Regions from separate parts of the Homo sapiens genome. Here region 1 is linked to region 2. The links are chromatin contacts, found by Hi-C or POLR2A ChIA-PET in ENCODE. All regions are on one chromosome and are shown on one strand. The core of a region is the stretch at or near the end of the contact, and the rest is flanking DNA. Distances in the headings are between cores, read along the strand shown. Region 1 overlaps DHX57 (DExH-box helicase 57). Region 2 holds the start of GEMIN6 (gem nuclear organelle associated protein 6).

Region 1 (5,980 bases), core at 1,791-4,290, 49 kb after region 2:
TCACATCTGAAGTTGCAGTCATTATTTATATATTTTTATTTTTTGGGGGGGTATAGAGTTTCATTCTTATTGCCCAGGCTGGAGTGCAATGGTATGATCTTGGCTCACTGCAACCTCCACCTCCCGGGTTCAAGTGATTCTCCTGCTTCAGCCTCCTAAGAAACTGGGATTACAGGCGTGCGCCACTATACCTGGCTAATTTTATATTTTTTTAGTAGAGATGGGGTTTCACCATGTTGTCCAGGCTGGTCTTGAACTCTTGACCTCAGGTGATCTGCCTGCCCCAGCCTCCCAAAGTGCTGGGATTACAGGCATGAGCCACCACACCCAGCCCAAAGCTGCAGTCATTGTTTATAAAATTAATCTGCATTGTGTCCTGCCTTGTGATAGCTCTTCAAAAACTAGTGTTTTAAATTATGAACTTCATTCAGAAAAAGAGTTCTCATTTTAAAAAAAAACAAATTATGAATATCGGCAACTTAGAGAAAAGTGCAACATAAACAAAAAATTTTATTTACTTCACATACAGCTCCTTTTTAAGTTGCCAATCTATATACACACAATTTTACATTTTTATTAACATGTATATTTTTGGTACCTAGCCTTTTCTCACTTAATGTAGTTCACTTTAAGACGTGAATTGACAGTAATCCACTTACTTAAATTTCATTTTTATTTTATTCATTTATTTAATTTTTATTTTTTGAGATGGAGTCTCACTCTGTTGCCCAGGCTGGAGTGCAGTGGCACGATCTCAGCTCACTGCAACCTCTGCCTCCTGGGTTCAAGAGATTCTCCTTCCTCAGCCTCCCAAGTAGCTGGGATTACAGGTGTGTGCTATCACACACAGATAATTTTTGTATTTTTAGTAGAGATGGAGTTTTGCTATGTTGGCCAAGCTGGTCTCGAACTCCTGACCTCAGGTGATCCACCTGCCTCAGTCTCCCAAAGTGCTGGGATTATAAGCATGAGCCTCCATGCCCGGCCCTACATATGTACTCTTAAGCTCTGTTTTAGGGCCATGCTCTGCAATGTAAGAGATCTTTATGTGCAGAAATTTAAAAGGAATGGTAAAGGCAACACTAAGGATATCTTTCTTCACAAATAAATGAGATTATTGGTGGTCATTCTTAGCCAAATATCTTCTAGAAGTAAAAGGAAAACATGGAACTTAATAGAGTGAGAAACATTTAGACCTTTTGGAAGCAAAACACAAAAAACCAGATGTCACCTTAGACACAGCTGTTCCAATGGCACTCTTTGTATTTCTGGTAGCTGTTGTTTTAAAAGCTGGTGATTGTAGTGATGGCTAGTGAATAAATGGAAGCAGACCCCAGATGCAACACGGCCTGCTCGGCCTTTCCTTTGTAGAGCATTAGCTTGAGATACAAAGGTGTCCTCTAGACTTTCCATCCCTTTGCTGGCATCATATCTATAAAGAAAAAGAAAATATAAATTGAGTCATTTTATAAAAACATGGCCAAGACTGCTTGCTATGGACAGAATAGATGAACCAGCTTCCTCCTGTAGAGGGACACAGTGCCCTGTATATTCTGGGATAGTTGAGCCCCTGGTAGGAGCAGCTAGTGCTGATTTAAGTGGCATCAAGTGCAGAGTTTCCCAAACTACACAGTTTCTTTATTCAACCCCTTTTCATACAAGCACATATAAAATCACATGACAAAAAGAGAGAAAAAGCAATTCATTACTTTTCATCCCCATTTGATGTTAAGGTCCATGGTCCTGGCTACACAATCATTCACACATCCACGTACAGTTTTCACAAAGTATTTTTTCATACAGTAATCCGTGTAGCTTAATAGCATTAGCCACTAACAACGGTGTCTCCCTAAATGAAGCATTTTTAGCCCCTCTCTTACATCACCACAAGACGGAATACCTCTTTTCTTTCATTTTCCCAGAATCGATAACATAGACAACATCATCGATGGTTATGGATGTCTCAGCAATGTTGGTGGAAATTATAATCTTAGTTACTCCTGCAGGAGGTTTTACAAACACAGCCTGCTGCTCTTCACTGGATAAAGATGAATGAAGTGGGTGAATAACACATCTGGAAGGAAATAAAAGCACATGAAGTATTCTAGCACCTAGCACCGAAACTAGATTACAGTAGGTGAATTTCTACTAAAACCAACAATATGACTTCAGGTATTAGCAACTTCTCCACAACCTGTCCTCAGAGCTCAGCTCTTCTACATAGTAAAGTCTTGGCCGGGTACGGTGGCTCACACCTGTAATCCCAGCACTTTGGAAGGCTGAGGCAGGCGGATCACCCGAGGTCAGGAGTTTGAGATCAGCCTAGCCAACATGGTGAAACCTCGTCTCTACTAAAAATACAAAAATTAACCAGGTGTGTTGGTGGGCACCTGTAATCCCAGTTACTCGGGAAGCTGAGGCAGGTGAATCACTTGAGCCCAGGATGCAGAGGTTGCAGTGAGCTGACATCCTGCCATTGCACTTCAGCTTGGGCGACAATAGTGAGACTCCGTCTCGAAAAATAAAATAAAATAAAATAAAATAAAAGGTAAAGTCCTTTCTGATTTTTACAAAATATTTACTTAGTTCTAGGAACCAAAAACCTCATACCAACTTGGGAAAAATGTTGGAGTGTAATTCAGTAGTAAATAATGAAGAGGAATAAATAATTGATATTCTACAACCAACAAGCCTAGTGCAAACTAACCAGCAAAGAATTATTCTTCCTTTAAATACAAGATGAGCCTGTAACCCCAGCTACTTGTGAGGCTGAGGCAGAAGAATCACTTGAACCTGGGAGGCGGAGGTTGCAGTGAGCCGAGATCACGCCACTGCACTCCAGCCTGGGCCACAGAGCGAGACTCTGTCTCAAAAAAAAAAAAAAAAAAAAATATATATATATATATATATATATATATACACACATACATATATATACACATACACACACACACACATACATACACACACACAGAGAAGACAGGCAATGACAATGATGTAACCTCAGAAACTTCATTCTTACATTTTAAGGGAGTGTTCGTTTGTCAAATAGTTTTCCCCTTAAAAATGAAGACACACCCAGTGTGTCTTGCTCCTGGAATAGGAACTATTGAAGATGATTTTCTCTCATAATGGTAGGACTTCTTTGTTGTTACTAATGCTGCCTTTCCCCCACCTTCCCCCACTATCTGGGGCTCTGACATCTAAAATTACATGCAAATTTGCTGAGTCACTATGCTAAGTGAAGAGAATTTTTTTGAAACGGAGTTTCACTCTTGTTGCCCGGGCTGGAGCGCAATGGTGTGATCTCAGCTCACCAAAACCTCTGCCTCCCGGGTTCAAGCTATTCTCCTGCCTCAGCCTCTTGAGTAGCTGGGTTTATAGGTGCCGGCCACCACACCCAGCTAATTTTGTATTTTTAGTAGAGATGAGGTTTCTCCACGTTGGTCAGGCTGGTCTCCAACTCCTGACCTCAGGTGATCCGCCCGCCTCGGCCTCCCAAAGAGCTGGGATTACAGGCATGAGCCACTGAGCCTGGCCAATATTTTTCTTTAATAAAAAGGGAATAACTGATTTCCTGCAGCAAATAGGTTTGCTCATTTCCAGCTGGCATAAACAAATGTATGCTCGAAGACTGGTGCTCTTCCAGGGTCTAAAGAGGGTGATGATATCTTTAGAGGTAACTGCAATGGATGATTAAGAATATAGAAAGCAATTAGCTTACCGATTACTACGTCTGTTGTTGAAAAGAGAATTAGACTGTAGCTGTTCATAAAGCATTTTGATTTCTGCTAGTCCTGGTAAAAATACAAGTATAGCACCTGGGTATATAAAAAGAATCAATATGTGGGTAAGCATAGGCACAGAAAAGAAACAAGAAAAATTTTTTTAAAAAAGAATATGATAAATGAAGTAAATGAAAAACTAATATAGATTATAAAGCTGTTTTTAACCAAAATATGCAATAATCTGAGAATTTCGCCTGTGGTCTCAGCTACTCGGCAGGCTGAGGTAGGAGGGTTGCTTGAGCCAGGGAGGCGGAGTTTGCGGTAAGCCAAGATTGTGCCACTGCACTCTAGCCTGGGCAACAGAGCAAGACCCTTTCTCAAAAAAAAAAAAAAAGAGAAATTTTCACTATCAGTTTTATTTTCTTTGTAAAGTCCCAGAGGATTTAAACAAATAAATAACTACATGTTTTATATATTCTCTGACTTAATAAGGACAAAATGGAGATTTATCTTTCTATAACCAGAAAAACTGAGGTGTGGAAAAGTATAATGTCTGTCGGTATAATGCCAAGAATTATTAGCTAAGCTCTTTTTTTATTTTAATTTTTATTTTTTGAGACAAGGCCTTGCTCTGTCACCCAGGCTGAAGTGCAGTTGCGCGATCACGGCTCACTGCAGCCTCAACCTCCCCAGGCTCAGGTGATTTTCCTACCTTAGCCTCCTGAGTAGTTGGGACTACAGGTACATGCCATCACGCCCGGCTAATTTTTTATATTTTTAGCAGAGATGGGGTTTCGCCATGTTGCCCAGGCTGGTCTCAAACTCCTGGACTCAAGTGATCCACCCGCCTCAGCCTACCAAAATGCTGGGATTACAGGCATGAGCCACTGTGCCTGGCCTAGCTAAGCTCTATAAATAAACTTTTTCAGTACACTGGCTATTTTTTTTTTTTTTTGGAGACAGTGTCTTGCTCTGTTGCCCAGGCTGAAGTGCAATGATGTGATCTCAGCTCACTGCAACCTCCACCTCCTGGGTTCAATTGATTCTCCCGCCTCATCCTCCTGAGTAGCTGGGATTACAGGCACACGCCAGCTAATTTTTGTAGTTTTAGTAGAGACAGGTTTCACCATGTTGGTCAGGCTGGTCTCGAACTCCTGACCTCGTGATCTGCCCGCCTTGGCCTCCAAAAGTGCTGGGATTACAGGCATGAGCCACTGCGCTTGGCCCCACTGGCAACTTTCTATTTTTTTATTTTTTTAGAGATGAGGTCTCACTATACTGCCAAGGATGGTCTTGAACTCTTGAGCCCAAGCAATCTTTCTGCTTTAGCCTCCCGAGTAGTTGGGACTACAGGCATGCACCACCACACCTGACCTTGACATTCTATTTCTATAGGAAGAGTTATTCTCCTAACCTTATAAGACAGGAAGACAATTTTATTAATAAATAAAATCCATAAACATTTTACTGGAAATGAGAAAAAGAAACTATAATTGACTGGCCAATCTGGTAATCTAAATTCAGATATATTTTAGAGACAGCCCATTAACTAATCATATCATGTTAACAGTTTATGGGCTTTTAAATTTTACATTAAATAAAATAAGCATGAAAACTGATTATAGTATATTTCTGCGTGAAGAGCAGTCACTCAGCAATAGTCACCTTCTTTTGTGCTTTATTCAGGGAGAAAAATGGTACTGTTTTCACCAGCCCCCCTTTAATCCCACAAATATTTATTGGGTGCCTATGTCAGCTCCATGTGAAGTGCAATGGGATATAAAACAAGCATCTGTCAGCAGAGAACTCATGACCTATTATTCAGTCATAGTTATCCTTCCCACTAAATAAATGAGGAATCTGAATTACCACAAAACTGGAACTCTGATGAAGGCTGAAAGAGATCTTATAGCATTTTAAAAAATACCTCACAGTAACAAAGAATGTTCACATATATTATCCCATTTAATCCTCATAGCCATCCATTGAGAAGGTTATTAGTGGCCAGGCATGGTGGCTCAGGCCTGTAATCCCAGCACTTTAGGAGGCTGAGGTGGGTGGATCACCTGAGGTCAAGAGTTCAAGACTAGCCTGACCAACATGGTGAAACCCCATCTCTACTAAAAATACAAAAATTAGCCTGGCATGGTGGTGCATGCCTGTAATCCCAGCTACTTGGGAGGCTGGAGGCACGAGAATCACTTGAACCCAGGAAGTGGAGGTTGCAGTGAGCCGAGACCATGCCATTGCAC
Region 2 (5,791 bases), core at 2,765-5,264:
TAATACTATTGGTCTAAGCAGGAAAGTATATTTTACATAATGTCTCATGGTGTAGCTGCTCTATACTTCACTATTTTCCCCATATCCAATTTCTCAGCATCCTTTCTAATATGCTAATTTAATCATATCATCATCCCATAAATCAAAATTTCCCCATTCTCTGTAGCTTATTTACTGATTCTAATCCTTTCTAATATACTAATTGAATCATGCCACTCCATATATCAAAATTTCTCCATTGTCTATAGCCTATTTACTCATTCACCAAATGAGTGAATGTTTGAAAGTAATTAGAATAGTGCCTGGCACAAGTTCTAACAAACAGAAGTTTGTTAAAGAAGTGGCTGGGTACTGTGTCTCACCCCTGTAATCCTAGTAGTTTGAGAGGCCAAGGCTGGCAGATTGTTTGAGCCCAGGAGTTCAAGACCAGTGTAGCAACACAGTGAGACCCTGTCTCTACAAAAAATTACCCAGGCATGGTGGAGCATTCCTGTAGTCCCAACTACTTGGGAGGCCAAGGCACGAGGATTGCTTGATCCTGGGAGATCAAGGCTGCAATGAGCCGAGTGGCGCCACTACACTCCAGCCTGCATGACAGAGTAAGACTGTGTAAAATAATAACAATAATAAATAAATAAAATAAAATAAGTCATTTTGGATTTGGCAGAGAAAGGTATGTGTGTGTTTGTGGGTTTGAGGGTGAGGCAGGCAAACCTTTGGAAGGAGATAGAGGAGAAGTAGAAAAGAAGACAATGTGAGGAGAGGGACACCAACTGGAGTGGGAGAGGCTCTAGGGGGACCAAGGGTAAGGGCTGACCTAGGAAAGGAGGTGGCACCATTTGAACTCAGTGACAACCAGCTACAGGAGAGGGCCATTCTGAGAACTTGTATTAGGAAGTGGGCTGGGCAACAGTCTCTTAGAAGTCAGTGATTTGCATCAGCAGTTCCCGAGAATTTTACTTAGGAGGCTAAAGGGGCAAAAAGGTAGGGAAATTGCCCCAGTCTCATCACCTTAAAAAGGGTAACTGGCCAGGCAGGGTGACTCATGCCTGTAATCCCAGCAGCTTGCGAGGCCGAGGCAGGAGGATCGCTTGAGCTCGCTTGAGCTCAGGAGTTAAGAGACCATCCTCGGCAACATGGCAAGAACTTGTCTCTACCAAAAATTAAAACAAACAAACAAACAAACAGAAAAACATTAGCAGGGAGGGCATGGTGGCACATGCCTGTAGTCCCTGTTACTCTGGAAGCTGGGACAGGAGGATCGCTTGAACCCAGGAAATCCAGTCTGCAGTGAATCATGATCCTTGCACTGCACTTCACCCTGGAAGAAAGAATGAGACCCTGTCTCAAAACCAAAACCAAAAACAAAACAAAAAAAGGATGGGGAGTAACTGAAGTTTACCTTGACACTAGTTTCTACTTGTAGAATACACACACACACACACGCACAAAGGCCAAAGTCTTTCGTTCTGGAGTATGGAGTATAGATTATAGCTTAAAATGAAAATGTACAGTTTGTTGGCGGGGCACGGTGGCTCACGCCTGTAGTCCCAGCATTTTGGGATGCCGAGGCAGGCAGATCACAAGGTCAAGAGATCGAGACCATCCCGGCCAACATGGTGAAACCCCTTCTGTACTAAAAAAATACAAAAATTAGCTGGGCATGGTGACAGGCGCCTGTAGTCCCAGCTAGTCAGGACGCTGAGGCAGGAGAATCACTTGAACCCAGGAGGCGGAAGTTGCAGTGAGCTGAGATCGTGCCATTGCACTCCAGCCTGGTGATAGAGCGAGACGGAGTCTCGCTAAAAAAAAAAAGAAAAGAAAATGAACAGTTTGTGACATGTTGGTTGTAACTCTTTTGGACTGAATTTTTACGAGTTCAAGTGTTTTCCTTCACACTGTGATAACAATTGGCACTTATATGAGCTCTTAGTAGATTTACAGAGGGCTTTAACCAGCAAAATCTAAGAATCCACTAAAACTACATTAATATAATCAGCCAATCATGCAACGAATAAAGGCTATGGGAAAGATTCAAATGATGACAATAAGAAAATATACTTTGAAGATTATATGGAACCTAAATCTCAAGGAGTAAGGAAAAAGCTGATACATTTTTGATGTTTTCTACACCTTTGTTTAATAGTGTTTTCATTTGGTTTTTGTAAATCTCCCTTGGTTTTTACATTTCCAGGAATTCAGCGTTTACCACCTTGTACCGTTTTTCAGTCCTAAAAAAGATTCTGGATCATGCCAGAAGCCAGTTAAGTGCGTGACCAGAAATCCGTAGCAGAAGCAAGTCTTTTGCACTTTTCCACTGGAGGGGTTTATAGAGAGTGATCTGCTAGACAAAATTCAACCCGGTTTGGTTCATTTCTTTCCAGCTTCTGCACCTTTCTCAAGATTGTACTGAGGGCACATCCCAAAGGAGCAGGCATTTTAATTGCCTATACAAGCCAAGCAAACAAGAAATACCTTGGCCGTGTCAGAGGCGTTGGAACCAGAGTGACTCCGTTTTGAGTGAGGGCTAGGAAAATGAGGCTGGGACTTGCTGGTCTGCATTCTCAGAAAGTTAGGCATTCCCAGCCTCTAGATGTTTACGGTTAAGGGAAGACATTAATAACGTTTACCGCCGGGCGCGGTGGCTCACACCTGTAATCCCAGCATTTTGGGAAGCCGAGGCGGGCGGATCACTTGAGGTCAGGAGTTTGAGACCAGTCTGGCCAACATTGCAAAAACCCGTCTCTACTAAAAATACAAAAATTAGCCAGATGTGGTGGTGCATGCCTGTAATCCTAGCCACTAGGGAGGCTGAGGCACGAGAATCGCTTGAAGCCGGCAGGTGGAGGTTCCAGTGAGCCTCGATCGCACCTTTGCACTCCACCTGGGTGACAGTGTGAGACTCTGTCTCAAAAAAAAAAAAAAAAAAAAAAAAGTTTACTAAACAGACCCAGACTTGGGAGTGTCCAGATATCGCAATACCTGGAGAACAAAGGCATTCCTAATTTTGCTTTAAAGATAATAGTATTGATGCTTGAAAAATATAGTAATTAAGAAAATTAATCCTTTATCATAAACCCTTGTAGCAGAGCGCATCTCCTCATACATAGGACTATTGTATCTAGGGTGGACACTTTCCTCTTACTTTCGGGAACATCCTACTCTGTCTATGGAGCAGCTGTTCTTTCACCACTTTACTTTCTTACTAAACTTGCTTTTGCTTTGCACTGCGGACTCGCTCTGAATTCTTTCTTGCGCGAGATCCAACAACTCTCTCCTGGGGTCTGGATCAGGACCCCTTTCCTGTAGCAACCCTATCGCTCTTCTCCACGGCACGTTCACCTCACATTCCTAGAGCTTTAGGATTTACTCTGAGGGTTCATGTGCTTTGATTCTAAGGCGAAAGTGCATTTCCAAGTCTACTATCATTGAGGACCTGGCACGAGCTTTTTCCTCTTTATTTATTTTTATTTTTAATTTTTTTGAGACGGAGTTTCGCTCTTGTTGCCTAGGCTGGAGTGCAATGGTGCGATCTCAGCACACTGCAACCTCCGCCTCCCGGGTTCAAGCGATTCTCCTGTCTCAGCCTCCTGAGTAGCTGGGATTACAGGCGCCCGCCACTAGGCCCGGCTAATTTTTGGTATTTTTAGTAGAGACGGGGTTTCACCATGTTGGCCAGGCTGGTCTCGAACTCCTGACCGGTTTCGAACTCCTGATCCACCCGCCTCGGTATCCCAAAGTGCTGGGATTACAGGCGTGAGCCACCGCGCCCGGCCGCTTTTTCCTCTTTAAAGAAAAAAAGATTATTTGAACTGTCCGTCGTGGCAATGGAGAGGGATAGCCTTAGAGGACATGGCGGTTCATTATTATTATTATTATTACAGAACAATCTTAGACTCTGTCCGCACCCTGCACTCTAGGTCCCGCGACTCTCAGACCTCCAAGTAGGACTACAAAACAGAGGTTTCTGGGGGAAGGAAGTGACGATCGGCGCAAAGCATGCTGGTCTCAGGCGGTCTCCGCTCAACGATCCTTCCTCAAAGCATGGTTGCTGAGTACCCAGAGTTGCGAGGAGTTTTTTAACTGGTATTTTTCTCGTTTGTCAGGGTTAAACGTTAAGTACCATTTGGTTTTTAGTACAGTGTTAGGTATCGTGTGGCTGCAGGACAGGACCAGAAATCTAAGCTCTAGAGCTGTAGCCGCTGGCCCTTCGTTTGTGCATCCTTCAAACAAATTTTAAGGGGCAGTTGTCATAAATCGGGGGAGCCTCTCGATGGCGGGATCCAGCGGAGACACAGAGCCAGAGAGCGCGTGGGTGGATATCAGGAGAGTTTTCTGGTTCAGTTGAGGAGTGGGGTGAACTCCTTTGATCGATGGAAGGAAAAGCAGAGTTGAAGGGTTTGAGCATCATCTGCAGGCCAGAGTGAAAGCGATTTGGAATGTGGTTGTGGATCGGAATAGACCTGTGCCAGATGAATTTCCTCAGACTGCACCCGCGGCAAATCGGTGACCCCTCTGCTTTAGGCCGAATTGTACATATTAACTATTTTCCTTTTCCTGATAAAAATTCTCAAGCAGCCTTTACACGTGTTCTTTTCCCCAACTATAGTATCAGTTCCTATCAGTACATGCATTAATACTTAATTGTATTAAGTTACTTATTACGAACTTGAGGCAAATCACAGATGTTCTCTGTCTCTAGGATAGGATGGAGATTAGGGATAAGACATTTGCTTACGTGGAACATATATTAACCAGCACTGGTGGTTGTTTCAGATTTAGCCAGGTGGCAATCATGAGTGAATGGATGAAGAAAGGCCCCTTAGAATGGCAAGATTACATTTACAAAGAGGTCCGAGTGACAGCCAGTGAGAAGAATGAGTATAAAGGATGGGTTTTAACTACAGACCCAGTCTCTGCCAAGTGAGTATGCATCCTACTTGCCTGAAATCTTGACACCCCTTTGTGCTGCCTGTATGTTATAGACAAACTAAGAAAGCAGATAAATGAAAAGCTAATTATTAATATTTTCATATAAGAATTTTTTGTTTGTTTGAGACAGGGTTCTACTGTCACCCAGGCTGGAATGCAGTGGCGAGATCTCGGCTCTTTGTAACCTCCACCTCGCAGGTTCAAGCGATTCTCCTGCCTTAGCCTCCCGAGTAGCTGGGACTACAGGCATTTGCCACCACGTCTGGCTAATTTTTGTATTTTTTGTGGAGACGGGGCTTCGCCATGTTGCCCAGGTTGGTCTCAAACTCCTGATCTCCAAGGATCTGCCCACCTTAGCGTCACAGAGTGCTGGCATTACAGGCTGAGTCACTGTACCCGGCCTACATATGAGAACTTAACTGCCTTTGAATCTAAATGCTGTTCTGACTATGGATTACCTTATCAGACCAGGCAACTTCATAGAAATTGGGCATAGAAATTATTCTTACTATATATATATATATATATATATATATATTTTTTTTTTTTTTTTTTTTTTTTTTTCGGGGGTGGGATGAAGTCTCACTCTGTTGCCCAGGCTGGAGTGGTGCAGTTACAATCTTGGCTCACTGCAACTTCTGCCTCCCAGGTTCAAGTGATTCTCATGCCTCAGCCTCCCCAGTAGCTGGGGTTACACACATGTGCCAACATGCCCCACTAATTTTTTGTATTTTTAGTAGAGACGGGGTTTCGCTATGTTGGCCAGGCTGGTCTCAAACTCCTGACCTCAGGTGATCTGCCCACCTTGGCCTCCCAAAGTGCTAGGATCATAGGCTTGAGCCACCGTCCCCAGCCTATA

What was found. A loop is a pair of places that touch in the nucleus more often than their neighbours do. ChIA-PET counts read pairs that join two places held with the same protein, here RNA polymerase II (POLR2A). Pooled maps may share reads with other maps.
Region 1: a loop to region 2 is called in a map of B cell, with 2.4 times the contacts of the local background. The contact joins the enhancer-like site here to the promoter of GEMIN6 in region 2. A Hi-C loop is called at or near these places in 1 of 168 maps with a recorded cell type or tissue (B cell), 4 of 37 single-sample maps with no recorded cell type and 9 of 50 pooled maps. POLR2A ChIA-PET finds 5 or more read pairs at or near these places in 5 of 52 experiments (BJ, K562, Panc1 and 2 more).

The regions. Positions count from the first base shown.
Region 1 is chr2:38,824,616-38,830,595 of GRCh38, forward strand. It overlaps DHX57 (DExH-box helicase 57), which reads right to left. Exons shown (of 24, transcript NM_198963.3): 14 at 3,725-3,821; 15 at 1,901-2,074; 16 at 1,232-1,432. Among named protein-coding and RNA genes, the nearest start is that of DHX57, 48 kb to the right of the region's middle. RefSeq lists an enhancer at 3,072-3,366. Within about 2 kb of position 3,041, at least 4 of the 41 ENCODE cell types and tissues checked have a DNase peak (open chromatin) inside an H3K27ac peak, as active enhancers do.
Region 2 is chr2:38,774,196-38,779,986 of GRCh38, forward strand. GEMIN6 (gem nuclear organelle associated protein 6) reads left to right here and starts at 4,015. Exons shown (of 3, transcript NM_024775.10): 1 at 4,015-4,086; 2 at 4,777-4,923. The coding sequence starts at 4,796.